Linked DNA regions of Homo sapiens: region 2 is linked to region 1. The links are chromatin contacts, found by Hi-C or POLR2A ChIA-PET in ENCODE. All regions are on one chromosome and are shown on one strand. Each heading gives the region's core, a stretch centred on a gene start or an enhancer-like site at or near the end of the contact. The rest is flanking DNA. Distances are from core to core; before and after follow the strand shown. Region 1 overlaps PRDM2 (PR/SET domain 2). Region 2 holds the start of EFHD2-AS1 (EFHD2 antisense RNA 1).

Region 1 (5,370 bases), core at 1,104-3,603:
TTTAAAAGAAAAAAAAGACAAAAAATAATGGGTTGACTTAAAACAGATAAACAAATACATAGGATTTTTTGGTATTTCTTTTTCCCATGGCTTCTCTGCTGAGGTCCTTCATGTTCTCGGGCGCTTCAGAAATTTTAATACATGTGATCTCTAACTTGTACTCAAGTTACACATTTCTTGTGGGAGTGACCATTCCTGCCTTAAGCACCATCTCCTGCTGACATTTCCATGGAAATCTGGAAGTTTTAGGTCAGAGGTTCTTAGATGATATTCCAGCAGAATCTTAAGTGAAAACTCCTTGATGATTAGGACTGACTATAGGCACTCGAATCAGACAGATATTCAGATCCAGGCTTTGAGCCCTTTAAGCAATGTCTCTAAGCTCTAATTCCCTGCTCTGTGTGGAGAGGGGGAGACACTGATAATACCTGTCTCTTGGACTATTTGGAGTACATTCTACCCAGCATGTAAGACAGCACAGTGCCTTGAGCGAGGAAGTTCTCAGTAAATACGAAGTTGTCATTAGAATTACTGTGAAAGTGCCTGGAAGTATCCGTTTAGGTTAGCAGACATGGTGACTTTTCAAAGCGGCTGTGCTCCTGGGGAGGATAAATGGTGCTGAGTGTTTGCCTAGGGTCCCAGCTGAGACGGAAGAAGAAAATCCCCTTTTACTTTACTAAATGGCCAGTGCTGATAGGACATCACTCTGGCTAATATTTGTTAATGTCACTTACTTTATCAGTGTTATGAAATAATCATTATGTAGCTTAGGATGCCAATGCCAACTACCAGTGTAATACCTTTTCCCTCTTTGGAAATAAATTGTTCACATTTCCAAAAATCCAGCTTATAGATTAAGAATTTAAAAATGGGGACACTATATTTAGAAGTGAAAAATGTCTATGGTTAATTTATTCACACTTTAGCTAATTAAAAATACCATAAGACCATTTTCTGGGGCTAATTGGCTATCTTATGTTTTGGAAAATGTTTCAGGGATATTGTTGGGACAAAGGTGTAAATCAAGCAGGAACAAAGCATTTGTGTGTCTGAAATGGAGGCTCAGTTGGCTCGGCTCTGCACGAGAGACAAACCTGTCTCTAGATGCCCTCTCTTGGGCTCTCGAGCTTGAAGCAGGCCAGAGAGTAGATGACCATGTTTATAATGACTGTGAGATTTATTTCTCTTGAAGTAGACTGTTGATAATTAATAAGCCAAAAATTGAAATGCTGAGAGTATGCCAGTTTGGATGATATTCTTTTCTTGGTACATATATTCTTGAAGACGACAAGAGCTTCCTGGTTGTGGGAAAAATTAATCTTTTTTGTTTGGGGTTTACTTTTGCCTGTGTTGGTTCATTTAAAAGTCCTGGAGAAGTGTTTCCCTGTGCAGTGAAATGAAACACACTCAGACTACAAAGCCTATCATTCTTAGCAGTGCCGTGATGTGCACATCAGCTCCGTAGGATATATGGTGTACTGGTTACTAGACCCTTGGTGTTCCTTTGATTTGAAAGTTAATGAGAAAATAACAGTCATATTCTCCCAGTTGGCTCAAATCTCTCCCTTCCTTACATACATATCTAATAGTAATCTTTTCTTAAGATTATGATGAATTCCAGCCTAAACTTTGATAAATAATTTAAAAAAATTCTCTGTTTCTTAGCAACTCTGTGATATCCTGGTGACTTTGCTGTTTAGTGACTTGGTAAACAGTGGTAAATTACTGTTTCCTGGAAAGGTGGCACTTGCAGTAAGGGACCACAATAAGTTGTCGTGTTTTGGGGTGGAATATTCAAGCCCCATCCAGTTAGGGGTTGTTGCTGGAGGGCAACATGGATGGGGCAGGGTTGGAGGGCCCCAGTAGCCTTTGTGGTGTGTGCTGAAAGCATTCATTGAAGTGGGCAGTGTTGGTTTTTATTTTTTAAATGTGCTAAGGTACTGATGGTAGCCTTTGATTTAGAAGTAAGCTTATGCTATATTTTGCTGCCAGATTCTATTTGTGTTTAAAGCAGTATGGTGGCAGAGATTATCATATTTTGGAAATGGCCACAGGTGGCTGGAACAAAATAGAGTAACACAGACATGCTTGAAGGTTGCAGTGGTTTCCTTTGGACAGTTACAAACAAGCATCAAAGCAGCTCCTCAAATGCTTGACATCATCGTTTTGGTCTGTCTTGCCAGCTTCAGGTTTCGGTTACATTTTTGCATACTTGCTTATTGAACCAGAAAAAAAAAAAAACCCATGATTTGAGTTTTCTTTCTTTTGCTGTGATCCTTCCATTTCTTGACTTGCAGAACACTACTGAGCCTGTGGCGGCCACCGAGACCCTGGCTGAGGTACCCGAACATGTGCTGCGAGGACTTCCGGAGGAAGTGAGGCTTTTCCCTTCTGCTGTTGACAAGACCCGGATTGGTGAGTGCTCCTCCTGTCACGGAGCAAGTCAGGCAGTAAAGAGCAGGTGGCAGTGAGGCTTCCTGCAGGGGCATGTCAGGTAGGGAGCGCACCATAAAAGCAGCAATTTACCCTTGACTTAGAAGATTATATGGTGTTGATGCATTTTCTAGTCAAGAATCCAGGTTGGACATGGGTTGTAAAAATAAAACCAGGAACACACAAACAGACACACACACAAACACACACACACACACGTAGGTCCCATCCCTCTTGCCTGAGTGTCCTCCTCCTCTGAGTCTCCCTGCTGAGCCTCACCCCACAGAACGTGTTGTTCCCTTCTCTCTGATTTCACCATGAGGAGCATGATTGTACCATTATATTCACTTCATTGTTTTGTAATATTTTTACACTTGGCTCTGTTATTGCTTGTGAGTGCCTTTATTTCTTATGTATCTTTGTGCCTCCAGTACCAGATACTTTGTGGACCCTCAGTAGATACTTGAATGAATGACATGCTGTGAGTGTATCTAAATTCTTCTGGCTGGGATTTCTCCTTGAACACAAACCAGGCGCGTGTGTGTTTGGTTTTTATGTGGCCTAATCTTTAGACAGAAGCTAAGGAAGTAAATTGTAAAACTTTAGTCAAAATACAGTCTTGGAATATATCATATTTATATCCCTGTTTCTTTTTTTTAGATGTACTTCCGATATCCCAATTTATATGTACATATGTATGAAAAAATTTTAATACATGCTTTTAAAAATTCTCATTGGAAACTTATTCATTGAGCAGTTTGAACATATTGTTCAAATGAAAGTGGTTGATTTTATAGCTCAACTGATTGTTGACTTACATAGCGGACTTACAGAGAAGTGGAATTTGTACATCCTAGCAGGATAGGACTGGCCCAGCCTTTACCCCCCATTCTGTATATGAGGAAACTGAAGCCAAAAGGTGAGGGAACCGATCTAAAGTGATGCTGTTGACTGCTGGGCCAGACTCCTGCCATTTTACTGTCTGCTTGCTCATTATATCGCTTTCCGTTATGGTCAGTGCATAGTAAATAGAAACAACCCTAAGAATACTGTGGATGAACAGCTATTTTGGCTGTTAGAAACTCTGAAAAGTGAGCCGTTCCAGTAGCTAAGTTTTCAGGAAGCTTAGTTAGGCAGGAAAGGGTTTTCTACTTTAAAGCAAATGAACTTCAAAACTATTTATTCATAAAACTATATTTCTAACCCTTTATAAGAACAAGTCATGTTCATTAGAGACAATTTGAACTTTATAAACAAGCAGACAGAGGAGTTCAAAAATCAGTTGTAGTTTCACTCCATTCCAATATTTTTTCTCTTCAGTTGTTGTGACTGTGTTATTCAAGTATTTGTGATCCTACTGTACGGGTAGTGTTACATGTAAAACATTTTAAAAGTATATAAAACATTTTTTTCTAATCGTAAAACAATATAGGTTCTTTATAGAACAGAAGAGTATAAAGAAGAAAAATAAAAATCCCCATTGAGGACTTGACTTAATTTAACTTGATCTCAGGCTATTTTAACATTAGCTTGATTTAGGCAGTCTAGCCTTTTAACTGTTTTGTGAAACTTAAGCGATTTTAATGGTTTCAATCTTTAAAATAACCATGATACATTATAAAAATACTGATTTTATTTTCTAGGTGTCTGGGCCACTAAACCAATTTTAAAAGGCAAAAAATTTGGGCCATTTGTTGGTGATAAGAAAAAAAGATCTCAGGTTAAGAATAATGTATACATGTGGGAGGTAAGAAGTAATTCTGATTCTTTGTTTTTCAGAGTTTTATGAAATAATTATTCTGTTCTCTCAGAATTTGACATTTTGAATTTAAAACAATCATTTTAATGTGTTCTTTAAAGTCAAGAATATTTTTATTAAAGAGAAAATGTGTTTCCCTGGATACAGACTGCTATTTATATATGCTTTTGTATTTTGAAACTGCTTGGCTGTCCTCAACAATAAATGTCAAATCCATGTTTTACATTGCCGTGTCCAGGGTGTTTTGCTTTGCAACTAAGACCGTGACTTCCTGTTTGATGGTTTGTCACTTCACAGGCCGCCACATAAACCCCATAAAAGACACTCTATGGTGGCTGCAAAGAAAGCACTGTTAGGTTCTTCTCTATATTTTAGAAAGTAATTTCTATGTTGCTAGGATATTCAGTTGGATATATTTAGCATATGGCACATATATAGAGCTTGTAATTTTTCAGGAGTTTTTCATCTATTAATTTCATGTTTTCCCAGCAATTCTGGAAGACAGCAGGGCATCTGCACACTCCTTTGAGAGGAGAAGCAGTCAGGAGACAGAGCTGAGCTCTCCTTCCCTGGGGGGCTCCACCCGGGAGGCCTGTAGATGCAGAACTAGAATGCATCTCTCCTGCCTCACTGGGAGGCAGTTAAGGTTTTCATTGCATTGCCTGAGTTCAAATCCTACCTCTAGCTTCGTGACTTGCAGCAGGGGACATAGCCTCTGGGCTAGAAAACCCTCAATTAAAAAAATAGAGATAGAAGATATCTCCTAGGATAGTTGTGAAGATAAAATTTGTCGTTGTTGCTTTTGTTGTTCCCTGGGGTATTGCGTAGGAATTCAGCATTTGTGATGAATTTAGTTCAAGTCAGTGCCCCCTGGAAGCCCCCCTGAGTTCTTAAAGGAGCTCCATGGTGTGACTCCTTTTCAAAACAAGTTAAGTTTTTGGATGATGAGAAAAAGCATTCCTGTCAGATTGTCTGAAACTGAATCACATCTGTTTTTTCACACATTAACATAGAAAAGCCTAAAAATAAAGTATGGCTAGGAAGTGTGTGGACACTTTTCATCAAGAAGTTCTGTGGCATTTGTATGGTTGAAGTATGCTGCTATTTTTCTTTATGCTCTAAGCTGTTTCCCAACTTGAAAAATCTGACAGTTTCTCCCAATAATTTTGAGTTATTTG
Region 2 (5,370 bases), core at 1,713-4,212, 1.7 Mb after region 1:
TCTGCTCCCCAGGTCCGCCTCGGAACCCCTGCAACCCTCATTGAGAACGCCAGTGTTTAACAGCGAGTCGTTTCCATAGCAACCGACAGGGTGTCACAGACACAGGATTATGACTTCACGGCGTGGGGATTCCGGAGAAGGGGGTGGGGCGGCGCCCCCCCTCGCTTCCCCGCCCCCCGGCAAGCCCCGCTCCTCACCCAAGCCGCGGGGGAGGAGCCCTCTTCTTTCCCGCCCGGCCCCGGCCCCCAGCAGGACCCCTCCCGCTCAGCTGCTACAGTGGGCACGAAGAGGGGCATGGCTTTCGGCCGCGCTCCCCAGCCTCGCGGGGGGCAGACGACGGCGGGCGGGGCGCGCAGAGTACACTCGACCCCCGGCGGCCGGGAGCGATCACGCGCACGCCGCGCGGGCCCGGGGGCGGGGGCGGGGCGCGCGGTCCCCGCCAGGGCCCAAGTCCCACCTTCGGGGGCGGTGCCTGGCCCGGGGAGTGTCAGGAAGAGGAAGAGCGCGGCCGGCGGCGCTGCGCTGAGAGCAGGGGCCCGGCCAAGGCGAGTGCCGCGCGGGCCACCATGGCCACGGACGAGCTGGCCACCAAGCTGAGCCGGCGGCTGCAGATGGAGGGCGAGGGCGGCGGCGAGACCCCGGAGCAGCCCGGGCTGAACGGGGCAGCGGCGGCGGCGGCGGGGGCACCCGACGAGGCGGCCGAGGCGCTGGGCAGCGCGGACTGCGAGCTGAGCGCCAAGCTGCTGCGGCGCGCAGACCTCAACCAGGGCATCGGCGAGCCCCAGTCGCCCAGCCGCCGCGTCTTCAACCCCTACACCGAGTTCAAGGAGTTCTCCAGGAAGCAGATCAAGGACATGGAGAAGATGTTCAAGCAGTAAGTGCCCGCGCGACCCGGCCCCCCGCCCGCCCCGCGACCCGGTCTCGGGCCCCGAACCCCCCGATCCCCGGATCCCGCTCCGCCCCGGGAGCCTGCCGTCAGCCAAGCTTCCCCGAACCCAGACGCACCGGGGTTGGGGACCCGGCGGCCCCTTCCAGATCGAGACCCGGCATCTCACCGCGCACGTTAGTCTGGGGGACCCCCGGCCCCTGGCACGCGGCGGAGACTCGTATTTGTGCTGCCTCCGGTACACCATAGACGCGTCCACAGAGTGGGGGACCCCAGGCTTCCTTCCAGATAATCGCCAGGCCCCGCGAGCCCCACCCCCACCACCACACGTGTGGGTCCCGGGCCCTCCGCGCTGTTAGTGGGGCTTCTCCACCACCCCACACCGCACACACCGAGGCTGAGGACCCAGCGGCCTTCCTTCCCCGATCCCAGCTACTCGCGTTCCCCACCCCCACCCCAACACACGCTGGCCAAAGATACCCACCCCAGTGCCCCTCGACACCACATGCCAACCACATTCCCTCCCTTAAGGTCTTTTCGTTTCCTCTGCGATCTCAGGTCTCCCTCAAGGTGGGTTCTGGGCAGGGATCCCCCCAACTTCCTCTCCAGTTACTTAGCGTCTACCAGCAAACTGGGGGCAAAGACTTGCCCTTTCCATCCCCACCCACTCATTAGCCAGGACCCAAATCCTTCACTCACAAGTGGTCTCCTTAGGAAGGGACCCCTCGGCCCCTGTTGCCCCTCTGGTGTAAACCTCACTCCAGTCGTCCCTGTGGGCCGAGTCCCCTCCGGGTTTGGAAGGCCTCCCTCCCGCTCCTGCCCGCCCCACCCCCGTGCACCCAGCAGCTTGCAGTCACCGCTCCCCTGCTTCTGTCGCAAGGCCCCCCATCTCTCCTCCCCACTCCGTATATCCCCTTCCCTCCCCACAGGGACCCCCCATGTCCCACACCCACCCTGGTCAAAAGGGGCCCCTTCCTATGTGACTTGCCCTGTTACCCCCACCCCTACCCTTTATTCCATCAGATCCACACTGTGTGCCCTCACCAGGGTGGATGGGCACCCCCAGGCGTGTGGGCTCATCCCCCTGTCCCCCCACAAAAACAATCTTAATGTCTCTGTGGAGGGGCTAGGGAGAGAGGGCCCAGCTCCCTCCGGCCCATCCCTGGGTCCCACTCTGTTGGGTCTAAGATGCACAGCCACTCTCTCCCAGCCATGTGTGTGCCCAGGGGATGGGGAAGGTGCCAGTGCCCCTCCCTTTGGTAGCTTTCCCCACCTCCTGTTCCCTGTCCCCCTGCCCCTGGCTCCTGGAGAGGGAACAGCCTCGTTCCACGATCTGGGTGCTGGTCTGGAGTGGTTCTGGAAGGGGATAGAACTGGCCTGAGGCTGAGTCTTGGGGGTGAGCCAGGAGGTCTAGCCCCACCTGGCACAGGCAGCCCAGGGCTGAGGGAGGGATGCGGCAAGGCCGGCTCCCGCTTGGCTGGGCAGGAGGTGGGGGCAGACCAGGGGTGTCAGCCTCAGCCACATGCAGCTGTCAGTGCCCCAACATCAAGCCGGAAGCCCAGGAAGGGGCGTTTTGCAACTGCACTGTTTGAGAAAGGCTCTGACCCTACTCACCACAGCTTGCAGCAGCTTCTGCATTTGGCCCCAAGGCAGGGGGAAGGATTTCTGGTTCCCAGTTGCGGGTGGCTGAGGAGTCCCATACTTTCCCAAGGTCCTTCTGGGGGAAAATCAAGTCCTTGACCCCCGGCCCCTCTGAACCTCTTTGAGAAAGTCCCAGGGCCCAGAACCTCTTCAAGAAAGTCCCAGGGCGCCCACGTCCTTGGCTCCACGGTGTTTGGTTGGAGTTCTTCTAAAGTTTCTTCCCAGCAGAAGACTGGCGAGATTGGGAGAGCAGGATTTCCAGGATTCCTGGAAGAGTAACGTGAATGCTCCTGGGTGGGCAGACGCAGGGGTGGGTATGGATCACTGTCTGTCACTGCCCCCATCGGGCAGTGCAGAGCTGATTCAGACACCACGGAGATCCCTGTGCTGATAGTGCTGAGGCGCTCACCAGGTCCCTCAAACAGCCCTGTGACACAGAGCTCTTCGTCACCTTTGTGCAGACAAAGGGTGTTAAATAACTCGCCAAGACCACACAGCTAGAAAATGATAGAGCCAGGACTGAAACCCAGGTCTGTGACTCCAAATCCCGGGCTCTTCCCCTTCCGGGTTTCCCATCACAGACATCTACTTTCATGTTGGAAAACCTTCTCCAACACCCGCTTCCGTGTTCGTGGCGGATTGTCCATTCATGTCCCCAACCCCAGCCCCCGTCTCTCCTTTCCCCCAGAGCCTGCCTTCTCCTGGGCTTCCACAGCTTCCCTGCCACTGGCCACCAAAACAAAGATGGAGCTGTTCTGGGAGAACCCAGACACTTCAAATGAGCGGGACTTGGGAGGCTGCAGTGTGGTTGGAAGTGGCATGCAGCTGAGGGAACAGTCTGGAAGCTTCATTTGCGCAGCAAACTCACTTTTTTTTACATAGGCTGTTTCTGGTCTAGTTTGATGAGAGGTACTCTGAGGGCGACTGAGGGGAGCTGGACCCCTCCAAGCTACCCCTTGGCACCTGCACTTCTTGCCAGGGTTCTAGGAGGGCTGATGGGGCAGGCAGGGGCCAGGAAGCTGGACCTCTAGGGAAGCAAGTGCTGCCTGCCAGGGCCCGGGTGAGGGTGGAAAGCTGCAGATTGTGTATTCAAGGAAACAACGCTTCACTGTGCCAACCGAGCCCAACCCCGCCGCCAACAGACGGGCTCTCGTGGAAGACAAACCCCCGTTCTGCTTCCGCTGTCCGAGTGGGGCTGCAGCCTCCTGGGTCCAAGCAGGGTCCTAGGATCAAAGCCAGGGCATCAGAGCCAGGGCTCTGGGGAGAGCAGAGGGCAGAGAGGAGGGGAGCCTGCCCTCCTGGGAAGCCAGTCACTAGAGCAGGAGGCAGGAGACCATGAGGTCAGCAGGAGAATGGGAGCCAGCCTTTCCTTGGGGGCCAGGAGCGAGGAACCTGGGCTTCCATCCTAGTCTGCTTGTCCTCCCTGGGCCTCAGTCTACCCACCTGTAAAAGGGGCAGGCTATCCCTCATGACCCCCAAAGGTCCTTCAGCCCTGACCTGCGTATGTCTGAGGGGTCCTGAGCCCTTCTGGATATTGGAACTGCCTTCCAGGGCCTTCTGGTCCACCCCTCCGTGTTGATTCAGCAGGTACTTCCTGAGGCTGGAGATCGAGGGGGAAGAGAGGGGATGGGGGAAGATAGACAGACTGTCAGCCATCACTGGTCTCACACCTAGAGTCATTCAGGTTCCTCCTGAGAGAGACCTGAAGGGTTGACTCCAACCCCTCTCCCCATTTGACAGAAGAGGGAACCAAGACCCAGAAAGATGTGGCGGTGACTTGCTCGGGGTTACGGAGAGGTTCTCAGTGAGGCTGAAACCTTGTATGATGAGGAGAGTGGTCCCGGTGTCTCAGGGTGGGGCTCCGAGGACATGACACACTTAGAGTTCTGGGCCAGTGCCAGGCACAAGGAGGCTCTGCGTCTCCCTGGCCCTCGCAGCCAGGACTCTCCATCCCCGTCTCCGTGCGGCCTCAGGCTACGTCCAGCATCTCTGATCCCCCAGCTGCTCCCTCCCTCTCTTTGCTCCTCCAGGGCTGGCTCTGGAACCCTCCTGTCAGAGAGGCAAAGAGAATGGCCCTGGAGAGCCTCGGGAGTGCCCACCCCTGGGCTGACAACAGCCTAGCGGGGGCTCTGGAGGGTTTTGTAAGTTGAGACCTGCTGGAAAGGTAGGCAGCCGTGTAATTCTGAACCTGCCGTGGAATCTGAGGACGATGCCCTAGATCCCTGTCTCCCGCCTAGCACAGCCTTGCAGGCCCTGTCCCCACTGTCATCCCCAGCCACTTCATCTCAGGACACCTTACGTCAGAGAGGCAGGCTTTCCTTTCCTTCTGGCCAGCTCTTCCCTGCACAAGCTCTGGAAGCCTCCCGCCCTCTTCTCCACACCTCCACCTCCAGGGGACACACCTCTCCCAGGAGCCCTTCCTGGACGCAGTCAGCAGGGCCTCTGGAGTCTGCAGCCCTGGGTTTGAATACAGCTGTGGGCTGTGGAGCCCTTCTGAGCTTCTGTTCCTCACGCTGGAACAGCGGGGACAGGGGGACCCACGTTACAGGGTTGTTGTATGGCGCTTAGCCCAGTGCTTGGCACAGAGCAAGTCGTTACTAAATGACTGTCACCGCCATCCCCAGCTCAGCATACACCCTCTCCTGGGCCCCTCATAGGGCCCTGGCAGTGGTCATTGCGGCTGGCTCAGAGGCAGCTCCACAGTGCCCACTGGCTGCCTCCACTTAACCACCAGCGGAGCTTCCAGGTCTGCCAGGTTGTCGACAACCCTTTGCTTTGGGCCCTAGTGACAGGACGCAGGGTTAGAGCCCTCCTTCTCTCCTGCTGAACAGCCACTCTGATTG

What was found. A loop is a pair of places that touch in the nucleus more often than their neighbours do. ChIA-PET counts read pairs that join two places held with the same protein, here RNA polymerase II (POLR2A). Pooled maps may share reads with other maps.
Region 2: a loop to region 1 is called in a pooled map, with 4 times the contacts of the local background. The contact joins the promoter of EFHD2-AS1 here to the enhancer-like site in region 1. A Hi-C loop is called at or near these places in 1 of 37 single-sample maps with no recorded cell type and 8 of 50 pooled maps. POLR2A ChIA-PET finds 5 or more read pairs at or near these places in 1 of 52 experiments (GM10248).

What each region holds. Positions count from the first base shown.
Region 1 is chr1:13,728,703-13,734,072 of GRCh38, forward strand. PRDM2 (PR/SET domain 2) reads left to right here. Exons shown (of 10, transcript NM_001393986.1): 3 at 2,298-2,415; 4 at 4,077-4,180. Among named protein-coding and RNA genes, the nearest start is that of PRDM2, 31 kb to the left of the region's middle. RefSeq lists enhancers at 2,069-2,378, 2,439-2,498, 2,719-2,808. Within about 2 kb of position 2,354, at least 17 of the 41 ENCODE cell types and tissues checked have a DNase peak (open chromatin) inside an H3K27ac peak, as active enhancers do.
Region 2 is chr1:15,409,406-15,414,775 of GRCh38, forward strand. EFHD2-AS1 (EFHD2 antisense RNA 1) reads right to left here and starts at 2,963. Exons shown (of 4, transcript NR_183705.1): 1 at 2,501-2,963. EFHD2 (EF-hand domain family member D2) reads left to right here and starts at 483. Exons shown (of 4, transcript NM_024329.6): 1 at 483-874. The coding sequence starts at 567. RefSeq lists silencers at 131-730, 2,345-2,394 and an enhancer at 243-1,105.